Regions from separate parts of the Homo sapiens genome. Here region 1 is linked to region 2. The links are chromatin contacts, found by Hi-C or POLR2A ChIA-PET in ENCODE. All regions are on one chromosome and are shown on one strand. The core of a region is the stretch at or near the end of the contact, and the rest is flanking DNA. Distances in the headings are between cores, read along the strand shown.

Region 1 (3,878 bases), core at 512-3,011, 110 kb before region 2:
CACTCAACATACTTGATCTTATGTTAAGAATACTTAACACTCGAGGTGTACAATACTGCAATACTGAATTATTACATTTAGGCACTATGTTGTACAGCAGGTCTCTAGAATTTATTTACCTACTGATACGGTTTGGCTCTGTGTTCCTATCAAACTGAGGCAGGAAATAGGGTATGGAGGCTGGGAACATAAGGCCAATTCACACTTCAGCTATAACAGGAAATATCCTCTCCATAGAGCATACACCAAGTAAATAACTTTGTAACTTTATTTCATCCTCTTCATTTACATAGAGCATACACCAAGTAGAGGGTACTTAAACTCCCTAAAATTCCATAAGGGGGACTTTAAGCCCCTATGCTCAGGCCTACTCCCACACTGTGGAGTGTACTTTCATTTTTCAGTAAATCTCTTCATTCCTTCCTTGCTTTGTTTGTGCATTTTGTCCAATTCTTTGTTCAAGACACCAAGAACCTGGGCACCCTCCACTGTTAACAACATTGTAATTCCCCAGTGTTGGAAGAGTGGCCTGGTGGAAGGTGACTGGATCCTGGGGACAGACTTACCCCTTCCTGTTCTCATGATAGTTCTCAAGCCATCTGGTTGTTTAAAAGCCTGTAGCACCGCCCGCTTAGCTCTTGCTCTCTTCTGCTCTGGCCACATCAGATGAGCCAGTTTCCCCTTTGCCTTCCACCATGATTGAACGTTGCCTGAGGCCTCCCCAGGCATGCTTCCAATAAAGCCTGCAGAACTGTGAGCCAATTAAACCTCTTTTCTTTATAAATTACCCAGTCTAAGGTATTTCCTTCAGCAGTGTGACAATGGACTAATACACCTACCATGACTGAAACTTCATACACATTGAACAGCAATTCTGTTTTTCTCTTCTCCAGCCCCTGGCAACCACCATTGAACTATCTTCTTCCATAAGTTTGATTAAACTGATTCAAAATGTCTTGAAAGTATAATTTGGCTCTCTCTTTAGACCAAAAAGCCTGGACCTCTCACACAATCTAGGAAAGTGCAGACTTCCTTTAGAGCAGCTCTTGCTCCCACCCCTCCCCCGACCCGTCATCTGTAGCCTTGCACCACCCCTCCATGTTTCTCTTGAAAAACAGGGAAACAGTGTCATGCCAGGATTGTATTATAGAACAATGTTCCATCCTTCTTGTTGCTATAATGAAACTGACATAGAAAGAACTTATTTCAAAGGATAATGAAAAGTTACAACAAGCATCATTCACTAGAATCTGCAAGTCCACGTTGTGTGAATGAGTATCACTGTCAATTAGTAAGCCTTTCTGAAGCTCACATTGAAATAATTACGTATGTGTTAGTGTTTCATGATAGTGGTTACAGATCTACTTCGGTTTGCTTTCATTTTGTTGCTTTCATATTAAGTGCAATTCTAAAAATCAAATAAAAACAGGTTTAAACTTGAGGCGGCCCATTTGATGTTAGGTGGATGGGTAAAATTTGTGTTTTCAAAGACTCATTGAATATCAAACACAATATTGAAATGCCTAAGGTAAATTAAAAAGATAATATCTTTCTCAGCCTCAGAAACGGGGAGGAATTTCCTGAGGACAATAGTTTGAATTGTTATTTTCATATACAAATGTATTACAATAATTGCAAGTAATGTGAAACTCCCTCATCAGCAGACCAGTGTTTCGTGTTTCCTGAAACAATGGAACCACAGCCATAAACATATTTCACCTCTTGTTTGGCTTGCCTCCATTTGGAGACACAGGCAGGTATTCATAAGGCTCTGAGATTTGGAAAAGACAAACAGCAAACCTGCTTGGCAGAAGCTCAAGTTCTCTTTTTATTGGTTTTTGAAGAACTTAACCTTGATTTTAAAGCCATATTTGTGGCAAAGAGAGTTTAATCTGTACTATACAGAATTGTTTATTGTAATCTTAACCAAATATCATTTTATAATAGATGTTTTGTCCAAAATGTCAAACATTTCATTTTCATAAGGCTATTTTGCTTTTTGTTTTGAATAGCAAAATTAATTCTTTAAATTTTTGCAAGAATTCCTGACATCTGACTATTTTAAAAACCAAACAAATATTTTCTGAAATAAAAAGTTTGGATACTCATCCTAGTCGTACTTTTTAACATATTTGGTGAAAACCATGACACACGTAAACAGGAACATGTAAACACCACCCAGTGACTATTAATGTGGTAAAATAAATGTTATTATTTAACAATGTAAAAAAAAAACCACCAAAGTTATTTGTTTATCTACAGGAAAAAAGAAAACTTTGCAATTAAATTTTAAATAAATGGGAATAGAAGCTTTTTAAGAATTTTTTCTTCCATTTTTGTCAACAGTTCTAAAGGGAAATTATATTGAGTATTTTGGGGGAAAATGTAAGAAACCTCATTGAGAAATTAAGTCGAGGCATCTTTAAATTTTCCTGTAGTTTCCTTTGTTTCATTTTTTGGGGGGGACACATAATATATATTCTGCCCTTCAATATTAAAGATACAAATTACCTCAATTTAATTTTGATTTAAAATTTAAGTTCTATATTACTTTTCTCAGTTCAGGATTTTGAATATACTGAAGCTATTAGCTTTTGTTTTAGTATTGCCACTATCTTTGTTCAACTTTCTTAGCACTCACTTTTGAGGCTCCCTCAAACTTTGTTGGCATTTGACTTTTCCATTCTCCTCTAATTCTTGTTTTATAAGCATCATCTGGCTTTTCTACCCGGTAAGGAACCAGTAAAATTCAGCAGGCTTTTTTAGCCAAGTTCATCTCAGTCATTCATCAGCACTTGGAAATGTTTAGGCACAGAAAAATGAAATTAATTGGAAAATGTTTCTAATGTTAAAGGTTTTAAATACTTCATCATAAATGAATAGTGGCTAAATTTGCAATCAGATGATAAAACCAGAAAATATAAAATTATTCTAATGAACATATGGAATAATGAATTTTTGCCTTGCATGGCTTTTCAATTAAGGTTTAAGTGATAATTTGGGGGCTCCTTGTCAATAACTTGCTGATTTCTTTTAGTGAAATATGTAGATTGGCTGCAGATTTTGATCAGAACAAGGTATTTGCAGGTCATTTTCCCTTTAACAATATCTTTAGAATACTCTTTCCACAGCCAATCTTCAAATAATGGGGGTTTAATGAATTTCACTATTTTCTTATTGTGATGTGTATGTCTTCTCTCCATTTTTTTCTGCCAATTTATTTCTCAATTCTTTGACTGACCTTCCTTAGTCCCTTTGCTTGCTCTCTTTCCTATGCTTGTAACAAAAGACTGGCTTTAAACTGTGTTGCAAGATACATCTAGGTACATTAAAATTTTAGAGAGTTTATTTGAACAGACAGTGATTCATAAATGGAACAGTACCAGAATGCAGTGGTTTGGGCTCCACCAAAGGGCCATAAGGGAAAAACTTTTATAAGGTGTTCGAGGAAGCAAGACATAGAAAATATTTGATTGGTTAAAGTGGAACAGTAGCCTTAAAGTCTCTAGTTAGAGGTTACTTGGCAGTTTCTGATTGGTTGAGCTTAAGTTTCATTTCCTAGCATATGACCATTTACTGTGAATGGGGTTTGTTTGCTTAGGTAGGAACCCAGGGCACCGGAGCTGCCTCAGTCTATAATGGCTGCCTTATTAATTATTTTAATACCTGCTTTAGGCTGCTTTTTAAACATTTTTGCTGAGAACACATTTTCTATACATTTGGCTTTCTCTAGTACCACTAGGTTCTAACTTCCAAACCCCAACTTCCAGCATAAACTGGAACTATTCTAAAATATCTTATTATCATCTTCAAGCATCACAATTGTTTCTAACTAAACTCATTTCTCATTTTCCCTTCTAAGTTCACCACCTCCACTA
Region 2 (3,966 bases), core at 587-3,086:
AAAAAGTAAATATCAGTGAAACAATGCTCCAACTTCAGGGCGTACATAATAATATTTCATAAGGGGTGTTTGATGTTTTCATCAATGATAAATTAGACACCACACAAATTTTGGTCTCAGAGCTATGAGCAATAGCTGGCAGGAAACATGTTCAAAATTCAAATTGGTCTTGGTTATCAGGATCATAAATAAATGTAATGGGATTAAGTTACGAGGTCACTGTAATACATCTCAGGAGGAATAAAACAACTCAGCAAAAGAGGCCATAAATGCAACCTGACTAAAGCAGCAAAATTGTTTAATCTATACTATACTATTTATTAGACACCGTCCTAGACACAGATCAGAATTCAAAGTGAATAAGCCATGGCACCTACCCTCAAGAGTTTTTTTACTGCAGGGAGTGATAAATAAATAAAATAAAATGCAAGTTGAAAATGTTTTTACATGCTGAAAAAGAGGCATGCAAACAACAGCAGCACAGTGGGGGAAAAGAACTACGAATGAGATCAGTAATATGTGATCTTCCTTTTAGCTTCAGCACAAGCAGCCATATAGTTATTACCCCTTTATCCTTATTCCAAACTGCCAAGAGAAGCAAACAAATCACATTCATTAATCCAAAGGGTTGGATACCTTTATCCAACTATGCTCCAGTTAGCAATGGATGGAGAAGGGAAAAATAACACAAAATAGTGTACTTACAGAGGCAAATTCCGAAGATGGATGACTGTGCAATACCTCCAAGAAAACTGAAGCTGGAAAAAGGTGCTTCTATATATTACCTATGAATGCTGAAGAGAAAGGGTGAATACGTGAAGTAAGACACTTGCACAGTCATTAGATTCCTAAGGATATTATCAGCCATTGAGAAGGCAAAGAAGATGTTGTGCTTGAATAACAGAGACTCTTGAAAGAGAAAAATCAAATTACAACTTTCAAGAGATTAACATGAAACTTGAGAACAATGTTAGTTCTGTTGTTGAGCTAATTACTCAGTGAGAGAAGTTCAATGATAATTCCTGGTTTTGATGAGAACTTCACTATTATTTATGTAAGTAAATTACACCTGAAACAGAGAGATTTTTCTTACAAGGTCAAAAGCAGTTAAAAGACATCCATAATAAATAGCAGAGCTAACTAACAGAAAACGGAGCAAGTAGAAAATGTTAAACAAGTGTCTCTGACAAAAAGACCTGGAGTCAATGGTTGCTAAGGAGTCATAAAATAGGTATGTGGTAGAAGGAGTAGGAGATTCTAGCACCTACATCAAATTCCCCCCTTATCCTCCAGAAAGTCACCTAGAAATCTCAGCTGAGATGATTTGCCATTCTGCCCAGTTATGAAGAGACGACTAGATAATATGCTTCAATGTCCCTACCAGAATTGTTTCTGTGAAGAAAAATAAAATGTGTCAGATCAGTCTTTCGAGTAGCAACTTATTCTTTATTATTATTTTAGTTTTTGACTTTATAATAGGAAGGTTCCCTTCATGGCACCAAAAAAGTCCTACAAGTGCATTTTCCATAAGTTGTTTGAAGACATCTATGTTTGGACAGTTAACAAGTCACTAGGGAGTTCATGAGTAAGAAAAGGCACAGCCCTGACAGTGAGCCCATGTTTTTGTAAAGAATGCCTGCCGTTTAAAGGTCATAGGCTGAGAAGCTGTGGTTAGCAAAAGAAATTAGTCATGAAAACACAGTACAGCCCAGCAGGGATTTATTATGCATGAACCACTTCCATTTTTTGTTTATTTAAAATAAGCTAGATTGTGAAAGTGTTGAAATTTCCTCGTGGCACATAACTTTAGGGGAGTGCCCTCCTCTCCTCCTCAGCACATCGTGTTGATTGAGATTATTTGGAAGATATGACTGCTGTCCAAAACTAAAAGTAAAGCAAGGATTTCAACACATGGGAAATTCCAAATGCATAAAAAGGAAAATTACCACACCTATAACTGAATATTCAGTTTGTTTTTTAGAAAATCCGTGCACATATACATAGATGTTTTAAGATAAAAGTGGATATGGCTCCCCAAGCATGAATGAGAAATGCTAAATTTGGTTACAACAGGCTTATTCAGAATTATGGATTCTAAGTGGGAGAACTTAGAACACACGTTCAGCATTTTTTGGAGAAATAATTTTGAAGTACCTGTGATACTTTTAACATACTAACAAGCTTTGAAGGAATTTAATAAAGGGCTTAAAATTTTCAAAAAAAGTTTCAAATTACTCTCTTGAATCTGTAGTTCATTTGTGTTTCCTCTTTAGCTGTCTCTATGGTTCACATTCAGCATCTTGTTTCCAAGAGTGCATGTGTGCATCTCTGCTGTTTTATTTCAATATCATTTCAATGGTGTACTGAGAGAATGAGCACCTTACCTTGGAGTGTTTGGTTAAAGATCTGATATCACATTATCATCTCAATTCAAAGTTCCATTTTGTATTCTATAATACATATTATTTTGCAACTCTAAATGATAAAAGTTTTGAAAGTCTAACCTATATTTCTATTAAATGAAGTGAGTATGTTGTTTTCAATGTGTTTTATCAGCTAGCACCCCCACCTCATCACCAAATTGCTCTCTCACCTAGGAGGTGCCTTTTCTTAAAATACAGAGATCTGTATTTTAGAGATATTCCTTTGTAATTTTAGATGGCAAAATCCCTAAAGGTGGTATTAGAGGATATTAAATATCTTCTAATATTAAATCAGGAACACCTTGTGGAAATGAGTTTGTATAAATCTCTCCCTTTGAGTCAAGACTAGAATGGCAGAAGCATATGGAAGAACTGAAAGTGAAAAAGGACTGAAGTAGGGAGAAGGTTTAACAAAGGAAATTGAGATATAAAACCTTGTAATGCAAGATGATTCATTATGACATTTATTCTTTGATTAAGACATAGTAGGATATACTAATAAGTCATGATATATTAATACAGTACATACTCTATAGTAATCAAAATCATAAGCAGTATATATGAATCTCAAAGACAAAATGTTGAATAAAAGAAGCTAGAAACAAAAGAGTACTTACTCTATGATTCCATTCATATGAAGACCAAAAAGAGGTGAAGGTAACAGAATTGAAACAGAGGTGTAAAGTAAGAGAATTCAGAAATGTCTGATTAACCTTTGGAAGCAAAATTATGACTGAAAGGGAGCATGCTGGTAATATTCTATATTTATCTATACCTATATTTATATCTATATCTAAACAACTAATTTGTCTTAAAGTCTCTGAGTGCCAGACATGGCAGGCAGACTTGAAGATGGCCTCCTTTGGTTATCACCTCCTGCTATTTATACTTTTGTGTATTTCCTTCCTTGAGTGAGAATTGAACCCAGAGAGTTATTTTTAATGAATAAAATATAGCAAATTCCTTTTATGATTATGTTACATAAGATTGTGACTTCTGTCTTATTAATAAACTCACTCTCTTGCCAATTTTGATAAAGCAAACTGCCATGTTGGAGAGACCCGTTTGACAAGGAACTGAGCGCAACCTTCAACCATTTGCAAGGAAGGAACTGAGACCTTCAGTCAAACAACCTTAAGTCATGCCCAGATTCCTGTCCCTTAGAAACTGTGTTGTTTTGAGATGGCAAGTGTTGGGGCAATTTGTGATGTAGCAATAGATGTTACATTAAGCAGAACATTTCAGAAGCCACATTAGCCAGCAAGTTGCTAGTTCTGGATAATTGAAAACTACTTAATGCTGTAAAGCAGATTATTTGAAGTTAATTTTTTACTGCAATAATATTTTATTATAAGTAGGTGTGCAAATAGTTATATGGAATGTTTGCTTTGGACTATGGGGACTTCCAAGATGTGAGACTTACAGTTTCAAAACCATAACAGTCTTGGGAAAGCCAGGACAGTTAGTCACTTTACATATTGACTATGAAATGATTTTTACTGTTTATTTTGTTTTTCGAACCTAACAGGGGCTTACTATTGGT

Evidence for each region. Hi-C counts contacts between places; a loop is a spot of excess contacts on that map. ChIA-PET counts read pairs that join two places held with the same protein, here RNA polymerase II (POLR2A).
Region 1: a loop to region 2 is called in a map of PC-3, with 5 times the contacts of the local background. The contact joins two enhancer-like sites. A Hi-C loop is called at or near these places in 1 of 168 maps with a recorded cell type or tissue (PC-3). POLR2A ChIA-PET finds 5 or more read pairs at or near these places in 1 of 52 experiments (BJ).

Annotation. Positions count from the first base shown.
Region 1 is chr7:81,408,499-81,412,376 of GRCh38, reverse strand. No RefSeq gene overlaps it. Among named protein-coding and RNA genes, the nearest start is that of HGF, 360 kb to the left of the region's middle. Within about 2 kb of position 1,761, at least 3 of the 41 ENCODE cell types and tissues checked have a DNase peak (open chromatin) inside an H3K27ac peak, as active enhancers do.
Region 2 is chr7:81,297,186-81,301,151 of GRCh38, reverse strand. No RefSeq gene overlaps it. Among named protein-coding and RNA genes, the nearest start is that of SEMA3C, 380 kb to the right of the region's middle. Within about 2 kb of position 1,836, at least 3 of the 41 ENCODE cell types and tissues checked have a DNase peak (open chromatin) inside an H3K27ac peak, as active enhancers do.